3 separate regions of the Homo sapiens genome follow, and regions 1 and 3 are each linked to region 2. Evidence: chromatin contacts called from ENCODE Hi-C or POLR2A ChIA-PET data. All regions are on one chromosome and are shown on one strand. The core of a region is the stretch at or near the end of the contact, and the rest is flanking DNA. Distances in the headings are between cores, read along the strand shown. Region 1 overlaps LONP2 (lon peptidase 2, peroxisomal). Region 2 has its middle 25 kb from the start of SIAH1. Region 3 has its middle 59 kb from the start of SIAH1.

Evidence for each region. A loop is a pair of places that touch in the nucleus more often than their neighbours do. ChIA-PET counts read pairs that join two places held with the same protein, here RNA polymerase II (POLR2A). Pooled maps may share reads with other maps.
Region 1: POLR2A ChIA-PET joins it to region 2 with 20 read pairs in activated naive CD4-positive, alpha-beta T cell. The contact joins two enhancer-like sites. A Hi-C loop is called at or near these places in 1 of 168 maps with a recorded cell type or tissue (Calu3) and 8 of 50 pooled maps. POLR2A ChIA-PET finds 5 or more read pairs at or near these places in 14 of 52 experiments (AG04450, CD4-positive, alpha-beta T cell, GM12878 and 10 more).
Region 3: a loop to region 2 is called in a map of PC-9, with 5 times the contacts of the local background. The contact joins two enhancer-like sites. A Hi-C loop is called at or near these places in 5 of 168 maps with a recorded cell type or tissue (IMR-90, OCI-LY7, PC-9 and 2 more) and 15 of 50 pooled maps. POLR2A ChIA-PET finds 5 or more read pairs at or near these places in 6 of 52 experiments (A673, HEK293T, MCF 10A and 2 more).

Annotation. Positions count from the first base shown.
Region 1 is chr16:48,352,321-48,355,020 of GRCh38, forward strand. It overlaps LONP2 (lon peptidase 2, peroxisomal), which reads left to right. Exons shown (of 15, transcript NM_031490.5): 15 at 1-2,700. Among named protein-coding and RNA genes, the nearest start is that of SIAH1, 32 kb to the right of the region's middle. Within about 2 kb of position 1,436, at least 7 of the 41 ENCODE cell types and tissues checked have a DNase peak (open chromatin) inside an H3K27ac peak, as active enhancers do.
Region 2 is chr16:48,409,102-48,411,801 of GRCh38, forward strand. No RefSeq gene overlaps it. Among named protein-coding and RNA genes, the nearest start is that of SIAH1, 25 kb to the left of the region's middle. Within about 2 kb of position 1,315, at least 9 of the 41 ENCODE cell types and tissues checked have a DNase peak (open chromatin) inside an H3K27ac peak, as active enhancers do; they include PC-9, where a contact is called at or near this core.
Region 3 is chr16:48,443,502-48,446,201 of GRCh38, forward strand. No RefSeq gene overlaps it. Among named protein-coding and RNA genes, the nearest start is that of SIAH1, 59 kb to the left of the region's middle. Within about 2 kb of position 1,275, at least 12 of the 41 ENCODE cell types and tissues checked have a DNase peak (open chromatin) inside an H3K27ac peak, as active enhancers do; they include PC-9, where a contact is called at or near this core.

The sequences.
Region 1 (2,700 bases), core at 186-2,685, 57 kb before region 2:
AAGTATAGCCAACTATTCTTGGCTATATATATATATTCAAGTGGGCCGGGCGTGATGGCTCACACCTGTAATTCCAGCACTTTGGGAGGTCGAGGTAGGCAGATCACCGAGCCCAAGAGTTCAAGACAATCCTGGCCAACGGCGAAACTCTGTCTCTACAAAAAATATACAGGCGTGTTAGCATGTGCCTGTAATCCCAGCTTCTTGGGAAGCTGAGGCACAAGAATTGCCTGAACCCAGGAGGTGGAGGTTGCAGTGAGCTGGGATCGCGCCATTGCACTCCAGCCTGGCTGACAGAGCGAGACTGTCTCTAAAAAAAAAAGACTCAAGTGGACCCTACAATGAAGCCTACACATCCCAATAGAAGCCCCTTCTTATGCTGAGGGAAGCAGCCCTCAGAACATGATAGCTTGTATCCAGCAGAGTGGCACGTGCTGGCACACCTCACAGAAGCACCCTGGCCCTGGATGCCTGCAACCTCAGAAGAGTGCAGCTCCCAGAGGGAGGCAGCCATCCATCTGGGATGGTCCTAAGCATGGAATCCTAACTCCTGATTCCGTCTCCTATTTCTTGCTTGGCTACGCCAGTTCCCAAATCTGGTAGATGTCCATGCCCATGTGCTCCTGCTGGGACTCAATTCAGGCTATGTATGACTATGAAGTCAGGCTCATCTGCTTACTGGCTGTGTGAACTTTTTGTATCTTGGTTTTCTTCATCCATGAAATCCAAGTAATACTACCTAATTGTTACTGTGGAGATTAAGTTCAAATGCAATGTATAGTAATATTAAGCAATTTCTAGTTATTATTCTAGCCAGTAATGGACTTCAGAATCTTTTATTACACAATATAAGAATATGTATGTAAAGACATTTTGGAATTTCCTGGATGAGAAGGAAGTCTGGGCTGGGCATGGTGGCTCACGCCTGTAACCCTAGCACTTTAGGAAATCGAGGCGAGTGGATCACTTAAGCTCAGGAGTTCAAGGCCAGCCTGGGCAACATGGCAAAACCCCATTTCTACAAAAAATACAAAAATTAGCTGGGCATGGTGGCACCCGCCTGTAGTCCAGCTACTTGAGGCTGAGATGGGAGGATGAGGGAGGTCGGGGCTGCAGTGAGCCAAGATCACGCCACTGCACTCCAGCACCCTGGGCGACAGAGTGAGACCCTGTCTCAAAAAAAAAAAAAAAAAAAAAGATTGGGCCAAAATACTGTGATAAAATAGCAGGCCTGCTGATAAAAGTTTATCTGAATGCATTGAGAGGAAAAGTCCAGACCTAGGACTAGTTATGGCAGTTGGAGAGAAAGAACATCGGGATGTTTGAAAATATGCCATTGACTATCTTAACTACTGTAATTTTATCATTTCCAACGTCATCTAACTGGGGACTAGAACAAACTGTGAATTCACTTTCAGCAACCAGAGGGCGCTAATCCACACCCACATCGCTCTGCCCTGTTCCACCCAGCAGGGGCAACAAGGATATAACTTGGGGTTCTCGGTATTCTTCCTTTAGTCCTGACACAGGCAGCCTTGCACTTTGTAGCAGCAGGAGGGCACTTGCTTTAAGCATATCTTTCGAAAGGCATCCATTGAGAGAATAATGCATTCTCCCCTTGCTGTGTATGACATGGAACAGTATGACCATTGCACTAGCTTTGTTTTTGGTTTGTTTTGTTTTTTTTTTAATTCCAGGGGTGGGAGGTTGGTTGGTTGAAGTCTAAGCTCTTCCTTTTTCACCTGGGTTTTTTTTTTTTGGGGGGGGTGGGGGGTTAGGGGTGGGGCGGGTGGGGAAGAGCCAAAATTTTAACCATTTTTAAGCATATAATTTGGGGGTATCAGTTACTGGATCTAAGCATGTCCACTCTACACGCTTTTTTTTTTTTTTTTTTTTTTTTTTTTTGAGATGGAGTCTTGCTCTGTTACCCAGGCTGCACTGCAGTGGCATGATCTCGGCTCACTGCAACCTCTGCCTCCCCAGTTCAAGCAATTCTCATGCCTCAGCCTCCCAAGTAGCTGGGACCACAGGTGTGTGCCACCACGCCCAGCTAATTTTTGTATTTTTTAGTAGAGACAGGGTTTCACCATGTTGGCCAGGCTGGTCTCAAACTCCCAACCTCAAATGATCCGGCCACCTTGGCCTCCCAAAATGCTGGCATTACAGGCGTGAGCCACCACACCCGGCTTACATGCATTTTTTATCACCACAAACTGAAACTCTGTACCCACTGAAAAAGAGCTCCAAATTCCACCCTCACCCCAGACCCTGGTAACCACTATTTCACTTTCTTTCTGAATTTCCCTTCATATGAGTGGGATCAAACAAGAGTTGTCCTTTTGTGTTTAGCATTCTTACTTAGCAAGCCATCAACTGCTCGAACAGTCACTGGGGCAACTACTTTTCGCCCAGTGTCCTCCAGAAAAGAAAGATCTGGAGGGTCAGGCCACTCTTTTTCTTCAAAATAATGGGGTGCAGAAGGGTAGGGATGAACCTCTTCCTCCTTTGCCACTTTAGCTTTAGCTCAAAGGAACTCCAACTTTTTATTATTTGCAACAGTTAGCTTTCTTTGTTTCACATCTCTGCCTTGCAGAACCATGACCTATCAAGGTGTTTTGTCAAACAAAAACTAATACTTTCCCTGGGAAAAAGCCATGTGGTAGCAAGTACCAGAAATTTTTATGGCCAAATAATACACCA
Region 2 (2,700 bases), core at 65-2,564:
CATGGATTCAGCAAAGATACAGCTTCCATCTTTTCATTTTAGTGAATTTCAAAGTCATATTTCCTTCTACTTTACTGGACATATTGGAGTGACACAAATCTGAGATTCATAGAATTTTAAAATGTTAGAGCTGGAGAAACTTCTATGTTTATAGGATATCTCTACAAACCCTTATTTATTTTTTATTTTATTTTTTTGAGACAGAGTCTTACTCTGTCACCCAGGCTGGAGTGCAGTGGTGTGATCTTGGCTCACTGCAACCTCCACCTCCCGGGTTCAAGTGATTCTCCTGCCTCAGCCTCCTGAGTAGCTGAGACTTCAGGTGTGTGCCACCATGTCTGGCTAATTTTTGTATTTTTAGTAGAGATAGAGTTTCACCATGTTGGCCAGGCTGGTCTCAAACTCCTGACCTCAGGGATCTGCCCACCTTGGTCTCCCAAAGTGCTGAGATTATAGGCGTGAGCCACCAAGCCCAGCCTACAAACCTTATTTAACATCTGACTTTCAACATTTGAATTTGAAGTCCTTTAAAATTGGGTAATGTTTCTTATAATCCTAGGAGGGAAAAGTAAGAGCTTTCTTTTCTCTTTGTTTTCTTCCTCCTTTTAATAAAAACAAATAGACAAAACTGTTTGTTAGATGGAACTTAAGAGAACTTTGTCAAGAGAGAACTTCAAGACGACCTGGAATATCTTTTTTTTTTTTTTTTTTTAGACAGAATTTCCTTCTGTTGCCCAGGCTGGAGTACAGTGGCTTGATCTTAGCTCACTGCAATCTTCTCCTCCCGGGCTCAAGCGATCCTCCCACCTCAGCCTCCCAAGTAGCTGGGACTACAGACACGCTTCTGAGCTCAAGCCATCCAACCGCCTCGGCCTCCCTAAATGCTGGGATTATAGGCATGGGCCAACCATGCCTGGCCAGCCTGGAATATTCTACGTTGACCTCACACACCACCCTTCCCAAAGTGGACTCAAATGCTAGAATCTGCCCTTACTGCAAAGAGAGAGAGGGCTTATCAGTCACTTTCATGAGTCACCCAGGCTGCTGCACATACTAACTATCCAATATGCAGCAACAAATCAGAAGCAGGCCAAGGTTCATGGCATACACACTTGAGCAATCCTCAGAGAGAGGCTGCCAGAAGCCACATGCATTCTACCCCCTCAGCGTTCCTCTCATCCGCCCTTCCTCATCAGCGAGGTGGCTTCCTTGGGGTCTTTCAGAGCTCAAGCGTGGGTGACATCCAGGAAGTGGGCTCTGCCCTTGAGCTCCCAGTGCAGGCCAGGAGCCTCCCTTCTCTAGTCCTGCCCCTTCCTTGGCACTCACACAAGGATTTTGTGACCTCCCTCTGCACCTCCTGAACACTAATTACAGGTGTGTGTCTACACACATGACTACCTCAGAAGCTACAGGACAGCCTCTGTGCACAGAATTCCTTAGGTAAGGGCGAGGGCACAATTGCACAAGCCTTGCCTCGGCCAAGTTTTCCACTAAAAACAAATTGTTACTTGGCAGCCAAAGCAATTAGGCCCAGTTCAGGAAATTATCTACCCCCGAATAGAGCACCAAAACAGTCTGGGACCACCAGCCTTCCCCACCGTCTTCACATGTGGTTCAATAGAACTGAGCAATGCATGTATTTGTTCACAACAATTTATGCAAGAGTTGGATTCAGGAATAAGCAGCTCAAAAATGTATTTATGGCTAACAAAATTAGATGGTTAGAGAAAGATGGGTGGTAGATGTGATGTTCTCAGAGTTAGTTAATTAGCATTACTAGTTTTCGAGCCCTACACTCTTCTTTTTTTTTTTTTTTTTTTTTGAGACAGAAGTCTCCCTCTGCCACCCATGCTGGAGTGCAGTGGCACGATCTTGGCTCACTGCAACCTCTGCCTCCTGGGTTGAACCGATTCTTATGCCTCAGCTTACCAAGTAGCTGGGACTACAGGCATGCACCACTACACCTGGCTAATTTTTGTATTTTTAGTAGAGATGGGGTTTCACCATGTTAGCCAGGCTGGTCTTGAAATCCTGACTTCAAGTGACCCACCAGCCTCAGCCTCCCAAAGTGCTGGATTATAGGCATGCGCCACCACACCCGGCCTTCTTATTATTATTTATAAGAAACCCCACCTTTACTAAGAGTACAAAAATTAGCTGGGCATGGTAGTGCACACCTGTAATCCCAGCTACAGGGAGGTTGAACTCGGGAGGCAGAGGCTGCAGTGAGCCAAGATTGCACCACTGTACTCCAGCCTGGGCAACAGAGTGAGACTCTGTGTAAAAACAACAACAACAAAAATTCTGAGAGGTGAGGGGACAAAAAGGGAGATGAAAATCAGATCCCAGAAGTACAAGCACATGCAGATGTGGAAGCGTGACAGTGCCGATACGAATCCCTGTGGAGAGTGCCCGTGGATGCATATGGGGAATAATAAGAGGTGAGTTCAGGGACAGTCCTGCAGACCATGCTACAGAGCTCCTGTTTTATCTTATGGGTGGGGAGCCATTCAAGAGTGTAAGCAGACAAGCAGGTTTGTGTCTGGGCAAGAGCATTCTGGATGCTAAATCCACAAGGGGTTGGAGAGGGGCACCATCAGCGTCAGGGAGACCAGACAGCCTGTAGCAGTGACCAGGTGAGGGATGATCTGGGCTTTGGTTGTAGCTTGGGTGTAGACAGAAGAAGGTAACCTAGAGGTA
Region 3 (2,700 bases), core at 25-2,524, 34 kb after region 2:
GGCCTGACTTCAGCCAGCTTCCCAGAGCAACTGAGTTTCTGGAGGAGGAGGCCTTTGGGGCGGGATTTTGGGGGAAGACCAGGGGGCCTTGGTGTGCTGGCATGCAGAGGCACCAATATTTAGAAAAGTGTCACCCACATAGGCTTGACACCATGGTGTATGCCTGTAATCCCAGCACTTTAGGAGGCTGAGGTGGGAGGATCACTTGAGGCCAGGAGTTCAAGACCAGTCAGGGTAACACAGTGAGATCCTGTCTCTACAAAAAATTTACCAAAAATAGGGCTGGGCACAGTGGCTCACACCTATAATCCCAGCACTTTGGGAGGCCCAGGAGGGTGGATCACTTGAGATCAGGAGTTCAAGACCAGCCTGGCTAACATAGCAAAACCCCGTCTCTACTAAAAATACAAAAATTAGCCAGGCGTGGTGGCGGGGACCTGTAATCCCAGGTACTCAGGAGGCTGAGGCAGGGAGAATAGCTTGAACCTGGGAGGCGGAGGTTGCAGTGAGCCAAGATCACGCCATTGCACTCCAGCCTGGGTGACAGAGTGAGACTCTGTCTCAAACAAACAAACAAACAAACAAAAAACAATTACAAAAAAGAATTAGCCAAATGTAGTGGTGTGCACCTGTAGTTCCAGCTACTCAGGAGGCTGAGGTGAGAGGATTGTTTGGGCCCAGGAGGTGAAGGATGGGTCTTGTATAGTACTTGCATAGTACTCTGTAAATGTTTGACAAATTAGTGAATCACATTATTAACAACATGCATTTCACTAAGGAAATGATTAAAAAAAAGCCAGGTACAGTGGCTCACGAAAACAAGGCAAAATGATAACATTTCAACTATAAATAGCAGAGCAAGCAGTTCCTCTGTCATCCTGCAAAACAATGAGGTTGCAGTGATCCCAGATCGTGCCACTGGACTCCAGCCTGGGCCACAGAGCAAGACCCTGGCTCAATAAATTTAATTTAATTTAAACAAAAAATAAAATCTTGAACCCTGTGATGCCAGGACTCCCAAGAGCCACAGTCACCTAAGAATTCCAGCCAACATCTATTGAAGGCTGACTGTGTGCCAGGCACGGGTCTAAGCACTTTACATGGATTCATCCAATCCTCACAGTGGCTCAAGCCTGTAATCCCGGGACTTTGGGAGGCCAAAGCAGGAGCTATGATTGTGCCTCTGCACTCCAGCCTGCAGGACAGAGCAAGATCCTGTCTCTTTAAAAGAAAAAAAAAAGTGCCACGTATGTAATAAATGCTCCAAAGAAACATTAGAGGTGACGTTGATGATGGTGAGGTGATTAGTCATGAGTGACCAAGAAGCCAAAGGCAGAGGCTGGAGCCAGTTCCTGCGGATGCGTCCAACTCTGGAATCCTTGGAGATGTTTCTTTTTTCTTTCCTTTTTTTCCTTTTTTTGAGAGAGGGTCACCCAGGCTGGAGTGCAGTGGCACAATCACAGCTCATTGTAGCCTCAAGCTCTCTGAGGGATGTTTTTGAAATCCATGGATAATGATGTTTCTCTGCCTCTCCCTTGTCAGAGAAGCCTGGGGCCCAGGAGCTGGCAGGTCCCTATACCCCCTCCTGGAAGTCCACACTGCAGGCTTGTCCAGGAGCTTGCCTGGGTGGGACTTCGCTGGGCTAGGCACAGCAGGCCTCCCAGTCAGACTCCAGGGGACCAGAGCTGAAGAATCAGCCCCCACCAGCACACTCCCAGTTCCTCCTCTGCTGTTGGACACGGCTCTCAAGTTACTTCCCTGTGTGTGTGGTGGGGGAGTGAAGGGGACTCTATTTATCCTTCAAGCAACATGAAGGAAGAGGCTCATTGTTTTGCAGGATGACAGAGGAATTGCTTGCTCTGCTATTTATAGTTTGAAATGTTATCATTTTGCCTTGTTTTCGTGGCCTGAAGTCCCCAGCGCTTCCTGTCTAGCAGTCCTCATTCTCTCCCTTTGCACAGTCTGCCTTTAGTTTAAAATCTTGGGGCTGGGCGCGGTGGCTCACGCCTGTGCTCCCAGCACTTTGGGAGGCCGAGGCGGGTGGATTGCTTGGGCTCAGGAGTTTGAGACCAGCCTGGGCAAAATAGTGAAACCCCGTCTCTACTAAAAATACAAAAATTAGCTGGGTATGGTGGGAGCCGGGCCAGCTATCTGGGAGGATGAGGTGGGAGGATGGCTTGAGCCTGGGAGGCGGAGGTGCAGTGATCCCAGATCGTGCCACTGGACTCCAGCCTGGGCCACAGAGCAAGACCCTGGCTCAATAAATTTAATTTAAACAAAAAATAAAATCTTGAACCCTGTGATGCCAGGACTCCCAAGAGCCACAGTCACCTAAGAATTCCAGCCAACATCTATTGAAGGCTGACTGTGTGCCAGGCACGGGTCTAAGCACTTTACAAGGATTCATCCAATCATCACAGCAATGCTTTGAGGCAGATGCCACTATCATCCCCACTTTACAGAGGAGAAAACTGAGGCACGGGGTTGGTAAATTACCTCTCCAAAGTTGTCAGGTGGTAAGCAGGAAGAACAGATCCCAATCTCTGAACCACAAACACCTATATCTCGGAGAAAGGCAGCTCCTGTTTCTGGAACTTGGATTGGAAGAAAAGTAAAGACCAGTCCAGCACCGTGGCACATGCCTGTAATCCCAACACTTTGGGAGGCCAAGGCGGGAGGATCGTTTGAACAAAGGGGTTC